Linked DNA regions of Homo sapiens: region 2 is linked to region 1. Evidence: read pairs that join two places in POLR2A ChIA-PET (ENCODE). Cell type or tissue: PC-9. All regions are shown on one strand.

Region 1 (8,000 bases):
CCTCTCCCATGCTCCCCGCCAGCTTCTAATCACTGGGGCCGGTTCCTCTTACCTGGCAGGGAGGGCTGAAGCCAGGGCGGGGGGTCGCTCCAGCCAGGAGCTTACCAGCCAAAGCCTGCATAGCATGACCTTCACACAGATAGAGCCTAGCAGCCCCCTCTGGGAGGGAAACAGAGCCAGGGGTCACACAGAGCCCCAGGCACGTGCTCCCTGTGGCCCAAAGCAGCTGGTGGTGGGCGAGACTGGGAAGGACCCTATGACACAGCTGGCTCAGAAGCTGGGGCCACCACAGGCGGGGACACCCGGGCTCTGGGGCCAGTCTGAGACCTGGGATGGTTCTGTGAGGAGGAAAAGGGGAGAAGCAGCTGAAAGAGGTGGTTACTTCATGACACCTCACATCTGTGTGACGGGGATGATAACAGCCCCTGTCTGGGCCTAGGCCCTGGCTTAGAAATGGTGCCTGGTCAACATTCTGGCTCCCCCGCCCTTCCAGACCTTGCGGACTCCACCCACCCCAGGCTCCTCCTCAGCCCAGACCTCCTCCTCCCCAGGAACCACATCTCTCCCACCTCAGTCAGACAGTCCAAACCTGGAAAGCCCACGCCATCCTCTCACCCACCTCTCCCCAGATGGAGGCCCTGAGGTAGCAGTTCTCAGCCCATTGGGTGGACTTGGAAGGTGAGGCCCAGAGAGGTGAAGAGATTTTCCTGGCTGGGTGCGGTGGGTCACACCTGTAATCCCAGCATTTTGGGAGGCCGAGGTGGGCAGATCACCTGAGCTCAGGAGTTCAAGACCAGCATGGTGAAATTCCATCTCTACTAAAAATACAAAAAATTAGCCGGGCGTGGCAGCACGTGCCTGTAATCCCAGCTACCGGGGAGGCTGAGGTACAAAAATAACTTGTACCTGGGAGGTGGAGGTTGCAGTGAGCCGAGATTGCACCACTGCACTCCAGCCTGGGTGACAAGAGCAAGACTCCGTCACAAAAAAAAAAAAGAGAGAGAGATTTTTCCCAAGGGTGTGGTAGGATCAGAATCCAGCATTCCTGGTTGCTTTCAAGGTTGGGACCCCCTGAAGATTGGGAAGTGCCCCCCTGGTCAGACTGGGGGCTCTAGACCATGCCCCTGACACATGGAGGCTCAGGATCTGAGAAATGCTGCCTCGAAAAGATGCAGGACTGGAGCTTCTATGACCCGGATTCAGAGAAGACCCCAGGACTTAGAAGGAGGTTTTCAGCCTATAAGAGGTCAGGCAGACAAAAGTACAGGCCTGGATTCCATCCCACCTCCACCACATACTGTTTAGGGGACACATTACTGAGCCTCAGCACCTTGATCTATAAAATGGGAAGTAATAAGACTGTGATGGGGATGCAGTGAGATGTGCAAAGAAAATGCTGCGCACAGGCTGGCCGCGGTGACTCGCGCCTGTAATCCCAGCACTTTGGGAGGCCGAGGTGGGCAAATCGCTTGAGCCCAAGAGTTCCAAATTAGCCTGGACAACATGGCAAATCGCCGTCTCTATAAAAAAAAAAAAAAGAAAAGAAAAGAAAAGAAATACAAAAATTAGCTGGGCAAGGTGTCAGGCACCTGTAGTCCCAACATCTCGGGAGGCTGAGGTGGGAGGACCACTTGAGCCTGGGAGGACCACTTGAGCCCAGGAGGTCAAGGCTGCAGTGAGCCAAGATCACACCACTGCACTCCAGACTGGGTGACAGAACAAGACTCTCAAGAAAAAAAAGAAAGAAAAAGAAAGAAAGAAAGAAGAAAGAGAAAGAAAGAGAAGAAAGAAAGAAAGAGAGAGAAGAAAGAAAAGAAAGAAAGAGAAGAAACAAAGAGAAGAAAGAAAGAAGAAAGAGAAAGAAGAAAGAGAAAGAAAAAGAAGAAAGAGAAAGAAAAGAAAGAAAAAGAAAGAATGAAAAAGAAAGAAGAAAGAGAGAAAAAGAAAGAAAGAAAAAGAAAGAAAGAAAGAGGGAAGGGGAGGGAGAGAGGGAAGGAAGGAAGGAAGGAAGGAAGGAAATGCTGGGTACAAAACACAGCACATAGTAGGTGATCATTAAATGACCCTATCATTTTGTTGGCATTAAGGAGTCTAATGGAAAAGGCTGACAAGTTTAAGGACAGTAGCAGGATGAAGCAGTCAGGGGAAGTGCCAGGGCCTGAGGGCGGCAAGCCTGTATCTTTGTCACATGCACCAAGCAGTGGGAACAGCAACCAGATCCACCCCCCACCCCCCATATCAGTTACCGCAGAGCAGGCACAAAGTAAATATGCAATGTGGGCCTGGGGGACCGAGGGAGAAAATCTGGGAGTCTGATCCCAGGTCCTCGGACTCGTCGGTGGTTGTATCAGCTGTTGTATGACTTTATGGTCATTTATAGTCACTTAAAACAATAAGACTTTATCTTTGTTCGCATTTCTATTGACCAGCTGGGTGGTTCTTCTGGTCTCAGCTGGGGTCATTCATGCATTTATGTTCAGTTGAGGGTTGGCTCCACAGCTCTGCTCTCCTGACTGGGCTCTCTCACATGTCTGAGGATTGGGTGACAGGATGTCCCCAGCTAAGACAACTGAGCTCTGCGCCAGTGGTCTCTTGCCCACTGCAGGCTGGCCTGAGCTTGTCCACACAGCAACTGGGCAGAATAATGAGAGAGAGAGAGCACAAATGTGTGCAAGACTTTTTTGAGGCCTAAGCTTGCACCTAGCACACGGCTCTTCCCCCACGTTCTACTGCCCAAAGCCAACCCAGGATCCAGGGATAGGGAACTAGACTCTCCACTCTGGGGATGCAAGGAGAGGTGAGAATTACAGCCATTTTTGCAATAATCTCCCACAGTGATGGTTAAGAACATGAGCTGGACTCTAATTCCCACTCGCTAACCGCTTGCTGGGAGAGCTTGGGCAATGTCTTCTCTTCTCTGAGTCTGTTTCCTCATCTACAACACGGTCAAAGCAATTCCAGCTCCCCGAGAGTTTTGTGGCGATTCGGAGCAATCAGGCATTTGAAGTGCCTAGCGTGGTGCCTGGGCCTGGTGAGTACCAGAACATGTGGGTTCCCTCCCTTTTCCCCAGGAAACCGAGCTGTGGATGGCGATCCGATGTTCACACTTTGCAGGAAAGGGCTGGGGGCCCGGTTGGGGGTCTGCTGCACCCCCACTCCCTCCCTACCTTTCATCTTGCCCCCTCTGGAGCCCTCCTGCTGGGGCCTCACAGCACCCGGGGTCTTAAGGATAGTTAAGTAGCAAACTATGTGTTCATAATAAAATTTGCCGGCTTCTCACAGACATCCAATTTGCTTACCATCCAAAGAGAAGGATTGGGTGCCTGCTTCTGAAATTGTTTTAATCTCTGCCACAGAATGCTTCTGGCAGGGTTTTTCAACTGGAAAATAGGAAATGAGTTAGAAACAATGGAGGAACGTGAATAATCTCACTTAAGACGTTTGATCTTGAGATGAGATGAAGTTGAAATCGATTTCCCGGTTCACAGCCAGACAGCGGCGGGTGGGAGGGGAGAGAGCTGGGGGAGATGGGACATCCAGGCCTGTCTGGGCTCCAGCTCTGCTGGGACAAGGACCCCCCCGCTCCTGCAAAACTCTGACAAACTGCACAGTGGGTGAGAGGTTGCCCCAGCCCCATCACCTCAAAGGCAGGCATGACCGAAGCTCTTTGGTTTTTCCAAGTCTATGTTAATGGTTGACAAACCAGCCCACACATCTGTTTAACAGATATTCACTGTGTGCCTGCTACGTGCCATGGCCTGTCCTCAGGGAACTCACAGGAGGTGACTGTGAACAGGATGGAGAGTGAGGAGCTAATGTTTGTGGAGGACTGTCTATGTCCAGGCATGGGTTAAGAAGGCTGCATCCATGATGCTACACAGAACCGGGAGTCAGGGATTCTTGTGCCCTCTTTTCAGATGAGGAAATGGCCTCAGAGCTATGTGTGTCTGACTTTTCGGAGGACAGGATCCAGATGTGACTGCAGAGTTTGTGTGCTTTGCATGGAGGGGTATTCTGTCCAGGCAGGTGGCTTGGGCAGAAGCCAGGCAGGAGGGTACAATAGGGAGAGCTCAGGGAGCCATGAGGAGGCGTGGGTGGACTGGACCTTGGCAGTGCCAGGGTCTCTTCCCTGCTGCCCCCTGCCCAATTCAACTTGGAGAAGTAGCCTGGCCTTAGGTCTAGGAAGGGACATGTTCTCAAGGCCCAGCCAGGCAGAGTGAGCGGCCACTCACACCCTGATCTTCACACAGACACCCTCACACATCACCTGAACACACAGACCTAGACAGACACACACGTTTATAAATACAGACACACAACACATACTGTATGGACAGAGACAGCTAGACGCACGTGTGTGTGTGTGTGTGTGTGCGCGCGCACGCGCGCGCACGTCAGCGCATACACGCATGCTCACACTCTCTAAGAGGTCACAGTCTCTTTGGGGGCAGCGACTATGTCTGTCTTGCTCACCACTCTGTCACCAGCACAGATCCTGGCTCATAACAGGGCCTCTCTAAATAATGATGAAGTTGAACTCAATTCCCACACGGAAACACAGACACATGCACACGTGGTTTGTGTGCATGGCGGCTGATGCTGGCGGAGAGGTGGTTTCGTCTCTGCAGTCCCCAGTGGGGGTTTCAGGGGACTTTCACGGGTGGAGACAGAAGCTGCCAAGGTGGAACCTAGAGGGTGAGCTGGGTCTGGGGGAGATTCACGGCTCTCGGTCTCTTCTCCTGCAGCCTGGCTGGGCTTAGGGACCTAGCCTATCTGAAAGCCTCTGTCTAGCTTTCCTGCCATTAAGCCTCCATGGAGAGACCCCAAACCTCCCCCTATAACAGCCTCCACTAGGGTCTGGCCTCTTGGGGTCCTGGGTTGGGGGTTTAATGCATTATTGATTTCCCCAAGAAGGGAAAGTGCTGCAGCCATGGGTCCAGGTAGCTTATTTTGTGCGTCGATGACATTCAGGTACTAGTGAAAAATTATACCAATTATTAAATCAGCCATTATTACTTCAAAGTGCAATCAGTTGTCACAGCGGAGAGAGCTTGCACGGCGCGTTATTAGTCGGGCTGTGTGCACGGGGAAAGTGCTGAGAGGGGAGACTTTAACCAAAGGGCAAATGCATGAAATTTACTTAGAAATAGCGATTTATCACCCCTGGGTTTCCTACTGCTCAAATCCAGGCAGACACTTCACTGGCAGGAGACAGGCTCCGCGGCCGCCCCTGCCTCCTGCAGCTCCCACCCTGACAGGAAATGAAAAATTGAGAAGTCGTTGTAACAGCTTAAAGATGCATTATCCTTTTTGATGTGCAATTTGAGCTTCATATCCAAAGGCAGATGAAATCACCGCACCCACGCCAGGCAGAGCGGAAAGAGCCACCTTTCCATGTGCTGGGAGGGGGTGGTGGTGGGGGCGCCAGCCGGCCTGGCCCCACCTGGCCCTGGCTGCCTCTCCAAGCCCAGGGGACACCAGGGGGCCAGCACTGGGGTCAAGGAGACAGAGCGATCTCAGGCAGAGTGGGAGGCAGGGAAGGAAGAAAGAGATGTAGCGTGAAGAGAGAAAGACATAAAGAAAAAGAGACATGCAAATGCAAAGAGGGAGAAAGAAACAGAAGAGAGGGTGAAAGGGAACGAAAGAGTGGGAAATAAAGAAAAGTAGAAAGATGAGGCATCGTGAGCCACAGAGACAGAAAGTGGGAGGAGAGGGACAGAAAGGTAGACAGAAAACGCCCACCAGAAACCAAATGTGGGCAATGGCCGCGTGCCTAGGGAAGACGTGTGTGCACGTGTGAGTGTATGGGTGCACACGTGTGTGCATGGGTGTGAGCCAGTGTCAGTGGAGAAGAGTATGCACATGTTCACACGAGTGTGCGTGCATGTGTGAGGGTGTTGTGAGTGTCTGCACACAAGCGCTTAGGTGTGAGTATGTGTATGTGAGGGTGAGGTTGGTCCTTTCCCTGTCGGGAGGCTCATCAGCCTTTGTTATTTTTCTTCCCTTAGATTGGAAGATTGATGAGGGCAGGGGCGGTAGCTGTATGTAGTTCTCCCCACTGCTCCTCCAGGGCTTGACACAGTGTCTTGCACATGGCAGGGACGTAATGACTATTGGATGAGTGTGTGAGTGTGTGCAAGTGTGAATCGGTGAGATCAGAATCACAGCTGCTGTCAGAGGAGGACCACGTCAAGAAGCTTTCAGCCCAGACGTGTGCAGGAGAAAGTAGATGCTATATCTGTCAATCACTGTCTTTGATTTTTCTCATTGCTGTGACCCCACCTCCATCAGCCACACAGCACAGTGAGGCCCCAGAACCACCTTCGCCCCCACCATCTGCCAACTGTCCCTGTTCTTATGGCATCGTGCCTGGCACGGCCCACTCCCTGCAGGACATCCCTGGATCGTGGGCCACTGACAGCTGAGGGTGAATGGAAGCCCTCACTCTAGAAGCCAATGGAAGGTCAGGGACACAGGTGCATGACTCAGAAAGACCAGGGTGACTCTTACCTCCACGGCCCTGTGACCTTGAGCAAGCGATGGCGTCTCCCTGAGCCTCTTTCCTTATTTGGCAGATGGGCCCTAGGGCTGTGAGGGGCTCTGACACCCTGTGTGGGCCCCGCACTGGGAAGAATGAGCCTGTCATGATGTCACAGAGTTTCAGCCAACCTTAGAGGGCCGGTGGCAAGGTGGCCACTGCCCATAGGGACCCCAAAATGAACCCCTGTGTCTCCATATGCCCGGGGCCCACAGTTGAAGATCTGAGACCCATTCACCCGATGGGCTGCCCTGGGGCCTTAAAATCAACCCTGTTGTTTGAGGGTGGTACGGGCAGGGCTCACAGGAGAGCATCAAGGGGACGACACATACAAGTCCCCACTTTGCACACATCCCTAAGAAAGCCGGGTGGGGTACCTCAGAGGTAGAGGGAGAGGTGAGGAGCACTGGGGCCGGGCAGATAGGTCCACCTCCATCACCTGAATGGAAACCTCAGCAGCACACCGGCCCTGCCCATCTTGCCGTCACTCAAGTTAGCTGAGCGCATAAATCATTTGTCACTCTCAAGTTGAGTGACCTTGGCAAAGCACTTCACCTCTCTGATCCTTCACTTTGTCATTAGCAAAAGGGTTCCCACTGCATGGGCCACCGAGGCCTGGCTGAGTGAGGCGTGTGCAGTCAGCCACGGACGGGAAGGAAACCATAGCAGCAATATTTAATATTATTCACAAAAAAAGGAAAGAAAAGAAGGATATATGTAAGGGTGGGTATCTCTAGGTGATAGAATTAAGGATGTTTTTTATTTTCTTCTTGTTCTTCTTTGTATTTGTTAGGTCCTTACTGGCTTTATAACCAGGAGAACATAATACATTTACTTTACAATAAATAAGGAAGTCTTTTATAAAATTCCCAGGAGGGGGCCAGGCGCAGTGGCTCACGCCTATAACCCCAGCAGTTTGGGAGGCCAAGGCGGGCAGATCACCTGAGGTCAGGAGTTCAAGACCAATCTGGCCAACATGGGGAACCCCTGTCTCTACTAAAAATACAAAAAATTAGCCAGATATGGTGGTGCACGCCTATAGCTCCAGGTACTCAGGAGGCTGAGGCAGGAGAATTGCTTGAACCCAGGAGGCGGAGGTTGTGGTGAGCTGAGATCGTGCCACTGCACTCCAGCCTGGGTGACAAGAGCAAAACTCTACCTCAAAATGAAATAAAATAAAATAAAATAAAAAAGTTTCCAGGAGGGGGCAGGTTTTCCCAGGACCCTCCTCGCTGCTGCTGAACCTGAGGATGATGGCACCTCACTCCTCCAGCCTGGGGGCATTTGCGCCCCAGGGCTCAGGGCTGTGCAGGGATACCTTTGGGGCCCCAAAGCCCCCAATCCCATTTCCTCGAGCAGCTGGGGGGCCTGGCATGTGTGCAGAAGAGGTCCATTCCCTTTCAGGCTCACCTTCCTGCTGAGCAGTCTCACAAAACCTCTGAACCTGAGTCTGAGGCTCTTC
Region 2 (8,000 bases), 340 kb after region 1:
ACATTGTGTATATATACATAAAACACCAGTTTTATATATATATAAAACACTGGATATATATGTACACTGAAGATATATAAATCTATTCATAAATGAAGCTTTGCCCATATCTATATCTAAACCCTCTTCTTACAAGCAGGGAAGATATCAGTAGTATTTGCACGTTTCCCATTTCCATATAGTTCAGCTGATCTATTATAGCTAGAATTGAATTTTTTTTTCTTTTTTTTGAGATGGAGTTTCACTCTTGTTGCCCAGGCTGGAGTGCAATGGCATGATCTTGACTCACCACAACCTCCGCCTCCCGGGTTCAAGTGATCTCCTGCCTCAACCTTCCGAGTAGCTGGGATTACAGGCATGAACCACCACACCCAGCTAATTTTGTATTTTTAGTAGAGTCAGGGTTTCTCCATGTTGGTCAGGCTGGTCTCACTACCCACCTCAGGTGATCCGCCCACCTAGGCCTCCCAAAGTGCTGGGATTACAGGTGTGAGCCACCCCGCCTGGCCTTGAAAATTTAAAAATAAAAATTAATGTTCCTTTGGAAAATTAAAAAGTAAAAAAATAGTTTTAGATTTGGAATTATACATTAGAAAGTATGAGATTAAAAATAATTATCAGGCCAGGCACAGTGGCCCATACCTGTAATCCCAGCACTTTGGGAGGCCGAGGTGGGTGGATCACTTGAAGCCAGGAGTTCGAGACTAGCCTGGCCAACATGGTGAGACCCCATCTCTACTAAAAACACAAAAATTAGCCAGATTTGGTGGTGCATACCTCTAGTCCCAGCTACTCGGGAGGTTGAGGCAGGTGAATTCCTTGAACCTGGGAGACGGAGGCTGCAGTCAGCCGAGATCACACCACTGCACTCCAGCCTGGGCAACAGAGAAAGACTTCGTCTCAAATAATAATAATAATCATCATCATCATCATCTTCAAAATAATAAAAATAATTCTCATCAAGGCTGAGTGCAGTGGCTCACGCCTGTAATCCTAACACTTTGGGAAGCTGAGGCGGGCAGGTTTTTGAGCCCAGGAGTTCAAGACCAGCCTGGGCAACACAGCAAGACCCTGTTTCTATATATCTTTAAAAAAATAATCTCATCATGCCAGGTGTGGTGGCTCATGCCTGTAATCCCAGCACTTTGGGAGGCCAAGGCAGGCAGATCACTTGGGGTCAGGAGTTTGAGACCAGCTGGTCAACATGGAGAAACTCTGTCTCTACTAAAAATACAAAAAAAATTAAAATAAAAATTAGCCGGGCGTGGTGGCACAGACCCACAATCCCAGCTACTCAGGAGGCTGAGACAGGAGAATCAATTGAACCCAGGAGGCAGAGGCTGTAGTGAGCTGAGATCATGCCACTGCACTCCATCCTGGGTGACAGAGTGAGTGAGACTCCGTCTCAAATTAAAAAAAAAAAAAGTATGGTTATGTATGTAAGGCTCATTTTCAAACTTCATAACTTAAGTAAGAAATGTTTTTATACTTATGAGCAGGAACTCTCTGGTAATACTATATCTGGTTTTGGTTTTTGTTTTTTTTTTGGTTTTTTTGAGACGAAAGGCTTGCTCTGTCACCCAGGCTGGAGTGCAGTGGCACCATCTCAGCTCACTGCAACCTCCGCCTCCCGGGTTCTAGCTATTCTTCTGCCTCAGCCTCCCAGGTTGCTAGGACTACAGGTGTGAGCCACTATGCTAGCTAATTTTGCATTTTCAGTAGAGACAGGATGTCACCATGTTGGCCAGTCTGGTCTCGATCTCCTGACCTCGTGATCCGTCCGCCTCGGCCTCCCAAAGTGCTGGGATTACAGGCGTGAGCCACCGCATCCAGCCAATACTACACCATTTATAATATACTTTGTGAATGGTCCATCATCTACAGCTGGTGCACGCTATACTCACAAGAATTTATCTCCAAGGAATTCCACCGCAATTTTTTAAAAATCTAACAAATCTTTTCTGTGAGGTAAGTGGGTACTAGAGCAGATGGTATTTTTTCGATTTGTAGGACAAAAAAAATAAGATGTAAGACTTTACAGTGAGTTAGAATCAAAGCTGAATGAAAATTCCCAAACTTAAAATTATTTCATTAAATTACATTCTATGAGTTCTTTAGTTAGATTAGTTTAGTGGGGTAGCCATTGTGCACAATTCTAGAATGCACCGTTATCAAAGTGTATTATAAATGATGCAACCTGGAGTTGTGCAACTCAGCAAATATGAATGTAAAGAAAGACTCAATGAAATTAATGTGTGTGTGTGTTTCTTTCAGAATAGGGGACATGTATCTATCGCACAAACCCCAGTGGATTAATCTATAAGCAAAAAAATACATCATCACATAAGTCACAAGTACCTCTAGTCCACCTCCAAGATCTCTAGGAAAATAAGGCTTTGAATAGTGTTGGAATGTGGGATGCAAATACTCTTGAAGAAGATCTCTTATAGGTTTATTTTTACCTAATAAATAAGTATTGGAAGTAAACAACAAATCTGTGTGATTCAATATGTGTTGTATCTAAACTTCATCTCTAATCTACTTTAAAGAAACTAGTCACACTGATAAAACCAAACTACTTATAGGTAGCCTTTACAGACCAGTGCTAACACAGACCAATTCTTTACTCTATTGAGGTTATCAACACAGAATAATTCTTCACTCTAGTTTCATGACTGATTTTGGAAAGACTAAGAAGCAAAAAATGTTGATTAAAAAAATTGTTTCACCTTTTAACAAGGTGAAGATCAGCTACGCATGCACAGATACATTAACTGCAGAAAAAAATGAAACCATATAAGAACTCTGGTGTCTCCAAAAATAGTCAAAAAGGACCAATCATCTGATAATCTAAATGATGAGACATTACAAGAAAAGAAGAGAACTGGTAAAGGATAAAAAGATTAAACTGGGATTCTATGTTAAAGAAGGTATGGCACAAAGACCATGAAACTGCCAAGCAATTTCAGTGTTGAAATGTTCTGTGTATATACACACACACAAACACACACAAAAAAGAGAGACAGACTAAAACTTGAGGACAGACACAACCCTTTCCCCAGTCAAAAGAGTATAATATAAAGAGAACTGAACCCTGAGTTGGAAGATTCGAGCACTAATCTCTATCCCAGTTCTGCAACTTACTCAGGCAAGTGACCATCCGTAAATCCCTTACTTAGCCGCTCTAATCCTCACTTTCCTAATTTGTAAAACAAGAGTAATATACATTCCACCTAAATCAAAGGTTGTTATGAAGATTAAGCAGATAAAATCACTCCGAACAATGTAAAAGCACCATAGAAATATTCAATAACAATTGAAGACAACTAAAAAGCAAGCATCGCTCTGGATCTTCTGGCTCAAGAGAGCAGACTGAGTATGTATGTTTAATTTCCATTCTTCCTTTCCAGTTTCCCTCTGATAGGACTGTAAAGGGTATACCATTGAGAAGGGGGAAGAGCCGGGTGCAGGGGCTCACACCTGTGTTCCCAGCACTCTGGGAGGCCAAGGCACACAGATCACTTGAGCTCAGGAGTTCAAGACCAGCCTGGGCAACATGGCAAAACCCAGTCTCTACAAAAAACAAAAAACAAAAACCAAAATTAGCCAGGCGTGGTGGTCCTCGCCTGAGGCTGAGGTGGGAGAATCACCTGAGCCCGGGCAGTCGGGGCTGCAGTGAGCCATGATCGCACCCCTAAACCGCAGTCTAGGTGACATAGTAAGACACGGTCTCAAAAAACAAAAAGAGAGAGAGAGAGACGGAGGGAGGCAGAGAGAAAGAGTAGGGGGTGGGGCTGAAGAAGACCAGATTTTGATAAATTTCTGTAACACAGATAACAAATGAGACACCACAATGACAAGTGCATCACAGTGAAGGAGGCCCAAATCTACAATGAGAAGGAGGTAGGAGCCGGTTTTCCCAGCAAAGACTGACAGAGGCTCCAACCTTGGACAGAGAACAGCAACAGGAAATGGGGCAGTAAATTAAAAGAAGGTCTGAGTAACACCTGAGAAATTTGGTCCCTCCTCACATTTTCCACACACACACACACACACACACACCCAGTCACTGCAAAGAACATTTGCCCAAAGGAGAAGTCAGACAACCATTCTCCAAAAATAATTAAGAGGTAATATCAAAAGTACAACAGTTAAAGAAGGGAGTACTAATTTCCTCCTGTTTCATATAAAAGTAAAGTAATACAGTCTGATATTGATGGAATCAAAGCTAGAGAACACATTGCTTATGTTATACGAGGAACCTACAGCAGAACAAAAAATAATACAACAACAAAACCAGAGAGGAAGAGAAGGAAATTATGTGGGAGATTATATAAATAAGCCAAATTCCTTACCATGGAAAAATGATATACAGTCAACAATTTCAGTTATTTAAATTTATGGTGGGTAACTAGCAAGAAAACAAAAAAGAGAAAGATGAAATGTGGTCTTCTCTGATGAGTGGGACTATAGGAAGGAGAAGAACAGCAAGAGGTTACAACATTTTTTTCAACTGTGCAAGGAGAGTACTTTTATAATTTAAAATTACCTGCTAACTAGTTGAAAAATATTCTTTTCAAAATGGATTGACCCAGAAAGTTACCCTGAAGGACAGAAAATCTGACTACTTAGTCTGATTTCTTTCAGTCTTTCAAAAAAATAGACATAATTCTTCAGGTTGTGAGGAAAAATTATCTTCCTAAGCATACAAGTAAGGAAAAAGAAATGGAACTGAGAAATAAGGAAGATTTTATCTTTCAGAATTCTGATAAAAGATGAGTTAGAAATGAGAGGCTGTAATTCCCTAATCCTTCAGGCTGAAGAATGGCAATTGGGAATAGTGTTTTCAACCTCAAATTCCTATTCTGGAAGTTGTTAATCGGCTTGAATGGTGGATGGCTTAATTATATAAGGACCACATTAATGTCTCAAAGGAGGGAGAGTGATCTGATAGGTTTTAATTTAAAACACTCTTCATAAAATTAAAAACGAATGCCAAACTGACTATAATCTGTGCCTCTGTGGAGAAGTAAAAGGCCAATACAGCTCTAAGAATACAGCATGATCAATGGTCTTTGAGGCTAAATTGATCCAGTACTGGTCAATAATCATGAATGTTATTCATTGGGCAGTCAAAAGTAGTCTCTCCATTTCTGTTCCAGATAGCAGGTCTTTTTCTAGGTTATTTTCAGATAGTTAGAATTGCATCTATCTGTTAATGGGAAACATTTTCACTATTCACATCCTCTAGAATGACTCTATAGAACTAAAAATCCTGGGATCTAAATGTATATATGTAGCTCACAGCACTTACGGCACTCATCTTAAATAGAACAGTACAGTTTGGAACAATTTGGATCCATTCTGTCTCATTCTACAGTTTTACTGGCATTGTACCATTCCAAAAAAAAAGAGATGGAACAAACAAGTTAAAATCTATACAAAGTTAGAGTTAACAAGGGTAGTAACTTTTCAAAGTATAGAAAAATATAATAACTGCGAGAACACTAGGTCAAATATGAAAGTACCCATCTTTGAAGGGAACATGCAACCTGCTAGCTTTGATCCTAGGATACTTTTTTTTTTTTTTTTTGAGATGGAGTCTCACTCTGTCGCCCAGGCTGGAGTGCAATAGCGTGATCTCTAAGCTCACTGCAACCTCCACCTCCCGAGTTTAAGTGATTCTCCTGCCTCAGCCTCCTGAAAACCTGGGACTACAGGGGCGCACCATGCCCAACTAATTTTTTATTTTTAATAGATACAGGGTTTCACCATGTTGGCCAGGCTGGTCTTGAACTCCTGACCTCAGGTTATCTGCCCATTTTGGCCTCCCAAAGTTTTGGGATTACAGGTATGAGCCACCGTGCCCGGCCGACATACGTGTTTATGTATGTATTTCTCTAGATCTTTTCATTGAGTAGATTCAGAAGCAGTGATACCTAATAGCAATGAGCATAACTTACACTCAAATCTTGTTTTCTCAATGTCATTATCCACTAAAAGGAACCAAGTATACTTAAAGAAACGGTTGATTCCAGGGCTAGGACAAGGCAAAGACAAGATAAGCTGGGAACATCTTATCATACCAGAATATAAGGAACTGCTTGAAGAATAATGGTGACATGTCAAAAAGACACAGATGACAGCCTGAAGGGCTCTCATTGGCCAGAAGGATTGCAAACACAATGGTTCCAACATTAATGAGTTACTGAATCAAATTGTAATCCTCTGGGTGTCTTGTTATATGACATAAAAGATATCTTGATGCGTTTAAATGACTACAGTTGGGGTTTGCATTTACTGTTATACACTGCATAATGATGTTTTGGTCAACCATGGACCACATATACAATGATGGTTTCATAAGATTATAAAGGAGCTAAAAAATTCCTATCACCTACTGATATTTTGATGATCATGACCCTACTTACACATTGGCCTATGCCAATGTGTGTTTGGCTTGGTTTTTAACAAAAAAAAATTAAAAAGTAAAAAAAATTAATAAAAAGGTTATAGAATACGGATATAAAAAAAAATCTGAATGCTCTGTGGTGTAAAGAAAAAATATTTCTGTAAAGCTGTACAATGTGTTTTAAGCTAAGTGTTATTACAAAAGTCAAAAAGTTAAAAATTAAAGTTTATATAGTAAAAAGGTTATAGTAAGCTAAGGGTAACTTATTGAAGAAATAAAAATATTTTTATAAATTTAGTATAGCCTAAGTGTACATCATATATAAAGTGTGCGGTAGTATGCACTAATGTCCTAGGCCTAAACATTCACTCACCACTCACTCACTGAGCAATTTTCAGTCCTACAAGCTCCATTCATGGTAAGTGCCCTATACAGCTATACCATGTTTTATCTCTTACACCATATTGTTACTCTACCTTTTCTATGTTTAGATACACAAATACCACTGTGTTAAAATTACCTATAGTATTCAGCACATAACATGCTGTATGGACTTGTAGCCTAGGAACAATAATGAGCTATCCCATATAGCCTAGGTGTACAGAAGGCTATATCATTTAAGCTTGTGTAAGAACACTGTATGATGTTCTCACAATGACAAAATTGCCTGATGATGAGTTTCTCAAAATGTAACCCTGCCATTAAGTGACACGACTGTATTCGTAACCCACGCAAAAGCGTAAAACAGGAGCAGGAAGGGGAACTGAAAACGCTCAGGTCCCTGTATTGATCAATAAAGAGATTTTGAGTCTTAGTAAAAACGCATGCTGATATCAATTAAAGTAACAGAATGTTAAACTCTTAAGTCTGTAAATGGAAAAGAAACAAAGCAAATCCAGTCAATTAAAATATCCAAATAAGCAGACTACATCCATAATATCTAACGACTGTTAAAAATCTGAAGAAAATATGGTTAAATGCATATATTTGGTAAAGCTGAGTATGAGTACATGGCTGCTGGTTTTATTATTCACTAATTGCTATGGAGGAAATATTTGTGCCCCCCAACCCATTCATATATTGAAGCACTAATTCCCAATATGATATTTAGAGGCAGGGCCTTTGGGAGGTGTCTTGGTATGTTTAGGCTGTTAAAATAAGTTAGACTGGGTAGTTTGTGGACAACGCAAATTTATCGTTCACAGTTCTGGAAGCTAGGAAGCCCAAGATCAAGGCACCTGTGGATTAAGTATCTGGTGAAAGCTCAATCTACTTCATAAATGGTGCCTTCTTGCTGCGTGTTCACAAGGCAGAAAGGACAAATAAGTTCCCTTGGGCCTATTTTACAAGGGTATTAATATAATTCATGAGGGTGAAGCCCTCATAACCTAATCACCACCCAAAGATCCCACCCCTTAATACTACCACAATGGTGACGAGGTTTCAACATATGAATTTGCAGGGGACACAAACATTCAGACCACAGCAGGAGATAAATAGGTCATGAGGACAGAGCCCCCATGATGAAATTCATCTAAATGTCTAAAAAAAGAGACATGAGAAAGATTATCTCTCTCTCCACCATGTA

The links. Peaks named below come from ENCODE experiments on the same cell type or tissue, not always from the same donor. Only the 100,000 strongest peaks of a DNase experiment are listed, where the experiment ranks them.
Region 2: POLR2A ChIA-PET joins it to region 1 with 5 read pairs; 2 of 35 experiments call an interaction of 5 or more read pairs at or near these places.

Annotation. Positions count from the first base shown.
Region 1 is chr9:126,154,913-126,162,912 of GRCh38, reverse strand. No RefSeq gene overlaps it. Among named protein-coding and RNA genes, the nearest start is that of MVB12B, 170 kb to the left of the region's middle. RefSeq lists enhancers at 1-443, 4,760-5,518. In PC-9, no CTCF peak of the experiment used is centred here; no DNase peak of the experiment used is centred here; H3K27me3 peaks cover 7,166 bases.
Region 2 is chr9:125,811,756-125,819,755 of GRCh38, reverse strand. All of the region lies in intron 2 of PBX3 (PBX homeobox 3), which reads right to left. Among named protein-coding and RNA genes, the nearest start is that of PBX3, 68 kb to the right of the region's middle. In PC-9, no CTCF peak of the experiment used is centred here; a DNase peak (open chromatin) is centred at 3,995.